Linked DNA regions of Mus musculus: region 2 is linked to region 1. The links are chromatin loops, found by intact Hi-C in ENCODE. Cell type or tissue: heart. All regions are shown on one strand. Links, peaks and the distances in the headings refer to the core of each region. The heading gives the core; the rest is flanking DNA.

The links. Hi-C counts contacts between places; a loop is a spot of excess contacts. Peaks named below come from ENCODE experiments on the same cell type or tissue, not always from the same donor. Only the 100,000 strongest peaks of a DNase experiment are listed, where the experiment ranks them.
Region 2: it touches region 1 in a loop (4-fold over the local background); 4 of 42 quality-filtered maps call a loop at or near these places.

What each region holds. Positions count from the first base shown.
Region 1 is chr12:94,187,855-94,193,882 of GRCm38, reverse strand. No RefSeq gene overlaps it. Among named protein-coding and RNA genes, the nearest start is that of Mir8099-2, 260 kb to the right of the region's middle. In heart, for the core only: a CTCF peak has its summit at 3,152 (motif pointing left); a DNase peak (open chromatin) is centred at 2,892; H3K27ac peaks cover 627 bases.
Region 2 is chr12:94,584,010-94,590,037 of GRCm38, reverse strand. No RefSeq gene overlaps it. Among named protein-coding and RNA genes, the nearest start is that of Mir8099-2, 660 kb to the right of the region's middle. In heart, for the core only: no CTCF peak of the experiment used is centred there; a DNase peak (open chromatin) is centred at 2,807.

The DNA of each region.
Region 1 (6,028 bases), core at 555-5,554:
TAACATGTGGTACAATGTCAGCCTCTGATCAATGTTCACTATTCCCATTATTATATGTAGCCCCATAATCAAACTAAATTTGTCTATATAATTTTCTGCTTCATTAAAATAAGTTCAAATCTTTAGAATGACAGACATATAAATGTACTGGTAAATTTAACCTTTATTAGACTCACAATGGTGCTGCTAAAAATAAATCTAAATGGTATAACAGCTGTTGGTATTCTGAACTGTCCCGAGTTACCATCAAGTTGGTTTTAGCAAATGGACCTAAATTATTGTGCCTTCTGCATTCATGAGTGCCAATTTAAGAAAATGTCATGTCAAAGATGAATGCTGTCAGAATGAGGTGGGAATAAAAGAAATGCCACAAGTCTGAGGAATCTATGTTGGACAATTTCCATAATAATCATCAAATGCTTCCTGAGCCAAATCAGCAGGCAACCATTCTGTCCATCTTTTCAGTGCTCCTTCAACCAGGCATGGCCTAGTATGGAAAGAGCAGAGAAAGCACAAACTGAGAATCACCCACAGCTTCTTGTCTCCAGAACTAATGTGTAAGTACAATCATCTAATTTATAAATTAAACAAAATTACCTTGTTTGGAAATTAAAGTATTTTATTCACAACTAATTAACGGAAATATATTGGAAAAAGTAAGACTTAGGAGAGACCTTGCCTCTGGATGCAATTTGGGCTGGTTAGTAAGGAACTCCAGCTTCCTATACACACACAAAAAACTATCAAATTATTTCTACCCAGGAGAAATCAGTTACTTAACTTTCTTCCTAATATTCAATATCCTACAAATCTGACCTTAGTTCCATCACCACTACACAAGGCACACTTGCTTTTGTTCTAAAGAGCATACACATGATGATAGTAATATTCTAAATGTACAGATGTATGTTGTATCATTATATGTATATGTTATATACATACTATATGGATTAAATTTCACCATGTATTATATATAAACACAACCATAGAATTTGCATTCTAAAATAATAATCAGAGATAAAATATCATTGAGTTCTTATTCTGTTTTTTTTGTTTGCATTTAAATTTAATTTTGCTAATGCTCAATAGCTGCTCTTAACATAACCACTAGATTTGTGAATAAGAATCATCATGATACAAGTGCTTATCCTAGGACAATTGGTCTGATATGTGATCTTCTATGTTCCAGATTACTGTTGTAATCTGAGCAATTACTTTATCAGAATTACCTATTTGCACATCTCATTTCTGTTTTATAATTTGAGACTCAGTAATAATACATATTTACTTTGCATTATATTCATTCACATACTTAGAAGAATGGGCTTGACTTTCCTGGGAAAGCTTTTTTCTGTGTCCATAAGGCAAGTCCTTAGCTTTTTATAATTAAATCTTGATAACCTAGGACACATTTTTATTTCTTTTTCTTCTTTTATTTTATTTATTTATTTTTATTACTTGTTTGTTATAGAATCTGTCAGTAAATCTCTTTATAAAGACACTCATATTCCTTGTAACATAATTTATTTAGATCTATAATTTAGTCAGTCCTTAAGTGCATACGATTCATATCTGCTCCTCTTTTCCTTCTATAAGTTAATCCCTGGCAGTACAACCCAATGACCAAGCTGATGATATAAAGTGATGAAGAGCTGAGCAGAATTTAAATTGTTCATTCAATTGGCATATACACTGAAGGTGACAGTAATTTTCATAATTTTATGTATATACAGCTTTATGACCTATCCTTCACAGAAAACATCCCATTTGCCATGGATTTTGCTAGAGGAAGTGATCTAAGAACTTTCTCCATACATTGTAAACAGTTAAAAAAATTAACCAATGGCATTTCATGACCTGTGACTACTATAAGGTACCCAGTATTCAGTTTCTGTAAAGATTTTGTACAGCACAGCATCTCTCATGGTCTCATGAATTATCTAACACTTGTCTCGTGCTCCAAGCACAAAGCTGAACAATTGTCACAGTGAAGACACAACTTATGCATCCTAAATATTTACCATCTGAGCCTACATAGAACACCTTTATAGACATTAATGTAAAGGCTACTGAAACTGAATTAAAGTAAAACCAAGTCCTTGATTTATGACATACTAGAGATATAAATTCTTGTTGATCTTCGTGGAAGTGAGACCCATCAGATAAAATACACATTAAGTAACAAATAAATTGGGAGACTAGGTATAAAAGTTTATGGTTAAAAGACAATAAAAAGTATAAAACAGACGCTGACATTCAATTTGATGTGTGTGTCCATTTGTGTCAGTTCATCTAAACAATGGTAATTTGGTCAAGATTTTCTGCAAAATAATATTTAATGAAATTTACTGCTTGCATGCTAGGAAAAAAATCTAAAAGGGAAATCTTTTATGTTAGCAGTTTTAAATCAGTGATTCAACTAAGCAAAATTATTGCTATCCTGATCTTTACAAAGAATCTGAAATTTATGGAGTGAAATGTATATAAAGGTTAGCCTCACCTTTTCACTTCAGGCATGATGACAGATATATGTGTTCCTGTAGCCAGTGTGGGGGGCATTTTTAATATATGCACATAAATGCACATGAAGACGAGTACCAAAAGACCTTACTTGTCCCCGATGCCTCTATAATTTCTCAGATTAGTAAAACTGTCAGTTTTCAAGTGACCAGATTGGAAATAAATCACTGGAAGTTTCACTTTTTAGCAGATGGCTAAGGAGGCGCATGCGTGTCTTTAAGAGGATAAAGAACTCAATGTGTAGACAATTGAAGGAAGCTCCTGGACGCCTGGATGTGGACACTTGGGGGCCTGCTAGCAAGAAGCAGACAGACATCCTGGCCTTCCTGGCACAGTCATGGCCTTTCCTATGACATTACACTTTGTATAATGATGGCACATTTGTCAAAGTGCCAAGCTCCCAGCCCAGGACTGCCTGTCTACTCTGAACAAAGGGAAGCACCCGGGGCATGCCTTTTTAAATAGCCTGGCTGGCTCCTGAGGTGGCTTGTGACCAGGGAGGGTGTGGATGACATTGCCTTTGATGTCAGTCCTTGTGATGGTAATGGGGTCACCAAGTTAGCAAAGGAGAGCATGAAGAAAAATCCTTCAGGATTTGCTATGTAGGCAGGCAAAATTTTAGGGTTAAGGACTCATCAGTGGGTCAGAAGTGACCCCTAGTGGAGTTAAATTAATCTTTCTAGATATGTGGTGTGTGTGTGTGTGTGTGTGTGTGTGTGTGTGTGTGTGTGTGTACGCGCACGCGCACTACTGCTACATGAAGACAAGACAAAAACAATACAAGTGAAGAAAACTAAATTTAAAATATCGAAGAGTAACACTGACAGATAAAGAGAATACAAGAGAGACAGCAAGTAAGCAAAGGACTTAAATGAAAGGTTAAAAACAATTGTTTTGTCTGGGACTTTGCCTTAAAGAAGCTGGTATTGACAAAGTGATATTAATAAGATTTTAAGTCTTTCCAGTTTCATCTTACCCAAAAGCCAGCCTCAATGAAAGTCATATACCTCTGAGTAGCCTTCAGACCTTCATGTGTCCCAGAGGTGTCATTCTTTCTTTCCCAATTCTAATTTGTCTCTTTGCTCATTGGTGGTACTGACTGCTTTTAACTTCTCTTTCTTCTTGTTCTTGTATCTTAATTATTTGTGCTTCACCAGCTTGGATTAACCTTCAACTTTGTCCTTTTTATTTAGTCTTAACTCAGAAACACCGATTTAGAGAGTCATCATCTATCCACTCAAGTCATCCTTCCATACTGTAAGCCCTGAGCTCTGTTGCATTTAGTCTATGTACTTTATTTGTTTAAGAGTCTCGTGTAGGTTGGGATCTGTATACTTAAGTTATGAACAGTACCACAATTAGTGAGTTGGATGGTTTTAAAATTGATAAGTTTCCAGAATAGACTACCCTGGCATTACCAGAACTAGGAAGGCTAAGATGAATTATCTTGGCACCAAAGATCTGATGTCTTACACTAAATCAGAGCTGTGAACTCTTTGACTACATGGCATGAATGAGCTTAACCACTGGGCTTCCTAGTCACTTCTAGACTGTCAAACTGAATGTATAAAAATCTCTTTAAGATCTTTAGAAGAAAAGATATATAACACTATTTTAAACAATGGACCTGCAGTTCAATTACTTTTCTATGTCTATAATAAAAATAGACCTCAGGGTGAGTAGCCTACAATAACAGACTTTTGCTGTCTCACAATTTTCCAGATCAGAAGGTTCAAATGATCAGTGACATTGATAACTTCTGAGATTTACCAGGAAAATGGATCCATCCTTTCCCATAGGTTCTAGCTGTCTAGTGGCTACTGTGGGGACTCCTTGAATTTTCTGTATTGAAGCAATGTCTAGTACCTGCCTCAGGTGCAATTTCATATACATGTATGTGTATATGTATTGTATTTACATACACACACAAATTATATATATTTATTTATATAAACAATATATATATATTTATATTATATATATAAATATATATATAAGACTAAATAATATATATATATTGTTAACTCCAAATGATGTGTTATGTTAGTATCTATGCAAACCAGCTCATCTTTGTTTGAAAACTATCATTTATTGAATATCTAATCCCAAAAATTTTATATTCTGAGACAACAGGCAGTTATGATTTCAGCATGAGTTTTAGGAAGGCATAAAACACCTAGTATGTAACGGCATAATCTCAGATACTCTGTAGGATGAATTAGGAAAGAAGGAAGGACAATTTTAACACAAAGAGATATTCCCTATGAAATTTTCCATTCTGAGCATCACCTCTCCTTAAAAAGATCATTTATTGAATTATAACACTCCACTTTTATGCAAAATTCCCTTTATACCTTAGCAATGCATAGAGTTGCATGATTTCATTGACACCCTGTTCTCTACCACATACTGTGTTTAGGCAAGAGAATTAATCCAGGGACAAAAAATAATTAGTAGTCAAGAAGAATGCAGAGCATGCACACCATTTCCATCCATTTAAAAGTATAAATTCTATTGATATTTTTGGATTATGATGATGGTATGAACAATGTGTTTTCAGCAAGATAGTGGGCAATGAGTGGTATTCAGAATGCAACTCAGGTACTAATGCAGAAGGTGAAAAAGAGTAATAAATCAAAGTGTGATGTTAGGAAAATGTATGGAGCCATTGAGAAATATGCTTCTGGTTATCTCCAAAAGTAACAAGTATAACGTTCTCAGTGATCTATAGGGTTTATGTCACAGCAGAACAACTTGGAACACTCTTGTCTAGAACACCATGTTGACCACATTTGTATGCCTTGTCTGAGACTCCCAGGGCATCCTTTCCAAGGCTAATGCTGGCTGAGTTGTATGATTGGACTTTTCCTCGTTCTTCTGTTTACTAAAAGCCTTTTCATCTCTTAATGTGTATTATATCTAAGATCTATTCCTTCCTTCCATGGGAGGTAGCAAAATGTAATCATGTTGAGAGATACTGTTTGCTAAAATATAACTTGTATCATAGACCTGTTTTATCCGGCATACTGCACAGTGAAAGCTCACGAGGCTCAGAGTCATTTGTCTCTGTAGAGCCTTTGGAGGTTTACATAAGCTGTCTCTGGGTCACAAAGCAACAAAGAATACACTTCTGGGTTATTTTAGATATATTTCAAACTCCCAAGAGGCAAGCAACTGTGCTGTACTTACAGAAGATAATCGGCAAAGGCCTGTACAGTATTTTAAAACTGGAGGATGTCAGAGATGGGTATGTATGAAAAATTGTTCACTCTGAGCTCCTCAAATCCCACAGTGGTAAACATATGAATGAAGCAAAGCACTGGCCTGAGGCAAGAAATCTTAATATTGCTATTCACTGCTTGGGCACAAGAGACCTGTCATTTAATATCTCCACAGGCTATAGCTCCATCCATGAATTGGACAGTCTGAAGCATACTGGATTTTCCAAATTTTTCACTACTAGCAATCTTGTATATTTTTCCTGTGCCTCTCCAACTGGTATCAAAAT
Region 2 (6,028 bases), core at 450-5,449, 400 kb before region 1:
AACAAACAAACAAAAAAAAACATGTGGAAAAAAAGCAGGATCCCAGTAGTTTAGCATTAAGGTAGTTAATTAGCAAACACAGCAAACAAAGCACCTAGAAAACACCAAAAAAAAAAAAAAAAAAAAAAAAAAAAAAAAAAAGCAGACTAAAGTAAGTGAGTTAGACTTGTACAAATCACTAATACTTTCATCTATTGAAACCCTAATGAGTTTCCACTTAGTTTTCCACTGTACAGTTTAAAGTCTGGAGGTACATCAATGACCAAAAGAGGTACTGTCAGGTACACTTCATGGTAACATTGATATAATCTAGAAAGTTGAATGGTAGGGCACTTTCAACATAGCATTATCTTTTTAAAAGATTTATTTGCTTTTATTATATATATATTAATGTCTATATGCATGTGAGTAGTTTGCATGTCCTATGCCCCCTGCAGCCAGAAGAGAGTGTGAGGTTCTACCATGTAGGTTATTGGAATCATGCCAGAATTCTTGGTAAGACCAGCAAGTACTTTTAAAAATATTCGAAATAGTCCATATGTCCCCTTCCCCCCCTCGACAAATGTCTTAAAGTTTGTACCTATATGGAATACATGACTACAGAGAATGAGTGTGAATTGAAAATAGTCTGTGTTCTCAGAATAGATAAGTAAGAACAAACCCTAAGCAACAAGACTGTTACAGTCTATGGACAAAGAGAGAAGACAGAAGGATTGGGTGGCCGAAGTGATTTATTATTGCTAATAAACTTGGCCAAGAGGCCAGCCAGCCCAAGAATTAATCTTACCCAGGAGATCACAATGACAGTTCCCTCAGAGCTGGTTTTAAGCAAAGCCAACTTCATCCTGAAGAGCTGCCGAGAGGTATGTAGTCACTCGCAGCTGCAGCAAGTTGAGTTAGTGGATCCAAAGCTGGCTTCTGAAGACGCAGCTTCATGCATGTGTATCCTATAAAAATGCATCTCAGTATTGTATCACAAAAGGCATTTATGTATGTTTGTGGACTATCTCCCTTGCCTGTGACATCTTCGTAGATCATCAGCGGCTACACTGGTCTACTTACCAGTTTGAAGCTGTTAAGATTTCAAGTTAAAATCAACATGAAAGGCAGCCTGAGGAGTTTATATTTTCCATGTATAAACACTGAAACTCGTTGACACTTCTGAGGACATTTGTCCCCTGTCACCACTTCATTGGTGACTTAAGATTGCTTTATGTTACTCTTGGCAAGGAGAGAGTCAGTAGAGCTAAAACAATAGCCTGAAATGCGTAATGCACCAACCTTGATTGTGTTACTATATTTGTTTTTCCTTTCGAGTGGCCAAGCCTGCTACAGAAAAGGGAGAGAATATTTGAGTGCATGGTTTAGCTGTCTACTTAATGTTCCACTGTTGAATGGTGAAGAAAAATTTGTACTCAGTTAATTTTTCCCTTGGAACAAACTACTATACTGTTTATCTTTGCTATTAGATTATACCCAAAGAAGAATTAAATCAATTACAAAAGACTATGAGCATAACACATAACTACTTCATGAACTTATTAAATTTAGAACTTGTAAGTAAGTTGAAATTATTTTAGATATTAACTTAATTGTATGTATTAAGTAATGTTTCACTATCATAGACTTACAAGTAAAATAACCGTAAATGGACTGAGCATGCTGTATTATATATTTAGTCATATAAGCATGCATGTGTGCTTCTTTGTGTGTGTGTGTGTGTGTGTGTGTGTGTGTGTATGCATGTGTAACAAAAGTACTTAAAGAAAAAGAGGCCATGAATTCCAGAATGAGCAAAGGAGGTTGGTGCATGGGAAGGATGAGAGTGAAGAAAGGAAAAGGGGGAAACAATGTAACTTTATTTTAATTAAAATAAAAAAAATTAAGGTTTTTCTTAGCTTGACATTCCTCAGATTTAGTGTTTATTTTGAACATACTTAAATATCTTATTGTCATTTTAGGAGAAAACATTTAATAATCAAGGCATTCATCATTTAAAATATAAATACAATAGAGCATGATATTTTTTCTTTAAATAAAATTATTTCATTTTATGGTTATTATACATCATAAAAATTGATGTTGAAGTAGGTTCTTTTATAGTGGATAGATTTTAAAATAAAACAAGCAAGTAGAAAAACTATAGGGATTGCTTGTGCTTTTAAATACATTTGGAATAATTATTTGCTGTTTGTCCTAATTATTTTAGCTTGAATACAAATTAATACGTTTCACTATAACCTTTCATACTTATATCAGAGCAGGTTCCTCATATTGAACCCCCTACCTTTAGCTGAGTTTCTTAAACATAAGTGCACACTGATTTCTGTAAGTTGTAAATTTACTCAACTGTGTTATTAAAAAATGTTTAAAATAAACATAGTCGTGAATCTAATTTATAACTTAATCAGTATGCAAATCAGGAAGATTTCAAGTATTTAGTTTGTGAAAACACTATTTCTTAGCTCAGGGTTGCTTACAAAAGACTCAAAGTTCAAAGTTGTTCCTCCTTTGATTTTAGCAGTTATCATGATTAACTAAAAAGTCAAAAGTAACATTTTTTGGCCCTGGCTTAAGCCTGTTTTTAACATATTCATCACACATAACAAGCTAAGGGATTTTTCTCAAATGTTGTGATTAATGTTCACCTTTTCGTGAACCTCAAGCTTAGAAAAATATCAAAAGAAAAAAATGTCAGGAAATGACAAGAACTCAACAATAGATATTTTAAGTCCCTGGTTATAGGGAATTCGATTGTCTCAGCAGTGTGATGCAGTTTCCCTGGGGGACAATCCTACTGCCTAATGGGTATTCACAGAGCCAAGACAACTTATCAGGCCAGCGACACTCCACTGCTTAATAGGCATTAGCTGCTACCTTTGCCAGGAACTTGGCTATCAACACATCTTTCTAACTGAGAATGGCTTCAGAAATATGAACTGGGATCCCATGCCCGAGAGTTGTGATTATTAACAATTTTTTCTCTAGGCTATGTCTTATATTTTGGGCAATGGCAAAAAAAGCACTATTAACCCCTCTACTGGTTTTGACTGGAAACAATAAAAACTACTTCCTTCATTAAATGGCAGGATAATTTGTTGTCACCAAGAATAGCAGGTATTTTAGATGGGTCAGCGTGAACTGACTAGAAGGAGTGAATAGTAGTGCTGAAGCTGAGAATAACATTGTCCTCCATTAGTTGTGAGAGCAGCTAAATCCATGCTAAGAAGACAGAATGGTACATTTCCACATCATGACCCTGTGTGATTGATACTGTTGTATATTAAAGAAGCATGGTTGCTGAATTTAAAATCAAATGACATAAGATAGATAATGGACTGTCAACTGTCATTTGTTCCAATTTTGTGTAAATGTAACTGTCTATATTCATAACAATATATGGGTTACCATGTAAATTATGTATATTATGTAATGAATACTACTTTTTATATTTCTGACACATACACGGTATTCATGCATGTGTATGGTTGTGTGTGCTATGTACATACTTATAAGTGAGGACATATATATTTATGGAAGCCAGAGGAGGACACTGAATATTATATTCAGTTACTCTTCACATTATTACATTGAGATGTGATCTCTCATTGGCTTGGAGATGGTCTGATATCAACAAGCAACATGAAATCTCCAGTATCCACTTTCTCATAGCACCTGGATTAGTCACACGTAGCCTTGCCTGGGATTTTGTAGATAGCTGAGATCATGTCCTGTTAGCACAGGATGTACTTTTAGCCAATGGGCTATGTCAGCAGCTCCTTCATATCACCCCTCTGACCATTTATTCTCCCTTACCTTCATTTTTTTTGTCTATAATTAAATGATTTCCTTGATAGGATGCTTATACAGCTGAATGAAAATAATGTTTATGAAAGTATATTTACCCTCCACACCTATGTTAAATTTTATGGTTAAAAACAATAAAAGGATAATGTGATATTTTCCACAGGTAATCACAAAGGCATAAAGTTAATCAAAAGAATAAAACACATTCAATAGAGCTGGTTAATGAGAGCACTGGCTGTGCCTTTAGTAGTAAAATCCTGTATATGCCATTTTCTGGAGCAATTCTTGAGAAGACTGACAAGCAGGGATCAAGAGAAGTTGGCTTCCATCTGGTATATCTCCAAGCCTGCTACATTGCTGTTGCCTTCTAAGTAGCCACCTACATCAGCAGGGACTTCCTCTGACAACTGGCAAGGAAGGAACAATGTGTGTCTGCTACAGGGATTGTATTGTGGGATATCTGGGCACTTACATCTTCAGGTGGCTGCTGAAGAATTTCCTTTCTCCTTAAAATTGCATCTGGAAGACAATGAGGATAAATATTACCGCAGTTGGCAGGGCATCAGGCGGAATGCACCATTGTTCATTACTCTGCCTAAAGATCTAAACTGAGATGATAGGTTCCTGACTTTAAGAATAGCTCCTGATTTCCCTAGAAACTTAGGACAATGAAGAAAATATTACACATTTAAGCATTAATGATCTCAAAATATGCATTTTAAATTGTGTATACCTTCATATTTTTGCATATGTGTGTTTTGATGTGGGTGTGCATGACAGGCTAACCCAGAATTTGGCATCCAATATACCCCTCCATTGATTTTACCTTATTTTAAGAGACAGTGTCTGTACCTTAACCTGAAGTGCATTGATTTGGCTAGAGTATGCTCTCAATGAGCTCCAGAATACAACTGCTACACTGACAGATGTTTGCCAGGGTGCTCAGCTTATGATATGCATGCATGACAAGTGCATTACCTACTGAGACATCTCTCCAGCTCCTAATTTGAATGCTAAACACACACATATAAGGCCAGACAGTTCACTATGCATAGTAATTCCCAAACACTCTTGAAAAATACTGACCTTGTATGGAATTGAATTAATCTTTTCAGCAATTTAGCCTCTGTCCCCAAAGCCACATTAAAAAAATATATATATCTCCAAGTAGTGACACTGGAAGCAATGCATGAACTAAAGGACATAGATTTCTCATTAGCTGTGTTTGTATTGGTAAGTGCCACTGCCAAGGATTGGTGGGAAAGTATCACCAAGTTGATGTCAATCAAACACTGGAAGGGAAAGGGATGTTATCACTTACACTTTTGGCTGTTCTTTCCCCATTGCTTATGCTAGTTGTACTGTTTGTAGAGTTGTCAGAATCTTTATGCATCCTACAGAACACTAGCAAGGATCAAGAACTGAGTTTCCTATGTGTGCTCATCATAGCACAGGTATTCTTGCCATGTGCTGTGGACCAGAAGCAACTCACCTTAAAGACAAATGTGTTCTTATATTGTCCTACACAATTTTCTGATACTGTGAAAAATACTGCTAAACCAACTAACTTCTCAGGAAGAAAGTTGCATTTTAAATCCCAGCTTTTAAGTCCATGTTCAGTTGGCTCTGAGTTTTGGGCATGTGTGATGTACTACACATATCTAAGGAATGTGAAGAGGGAGTATTTCAACTCAGTGCAGCTGGTCAACCGTGAAAGACATGCAGAGATCAGTGTTCCAGGACCACCTTCATAGACACATCCATAATGACCATTAAACCACCTACTTAACTCCAGTTTTTATAAGTGTCAGCACCTTCTGACACTGCCAAAGGATAGAAACCAGGCCTTTGACCTGTGAGATATAGGGATACATGCCCATATCCCAACACTTGAGGATTAGTTGCTGTGTAAGATAGAATATGGGCAAGGCTTTAAATCACCCCATCACGATTGAGATATGCAATCAGTACTTGCTGTAGAAGCAATGTATGTGTCAGGACTCAAGAAACCTGAAATGAAAAGGCACACACCACCCAACATATGAATATCAGGCAGAATACTTGAGGTCTAAGCTCAAAATTGTCAAATTTGGCTAATTAAAGTGTAAGGAACTTAGTATTTCTACTAAATAAGTCCATTAAATAAATGTGACATTGTATTTATTACACTGAATTTACAGCTGAAAAACCTTTTAGATTTTTTTTTCATTGTTTATGTTTT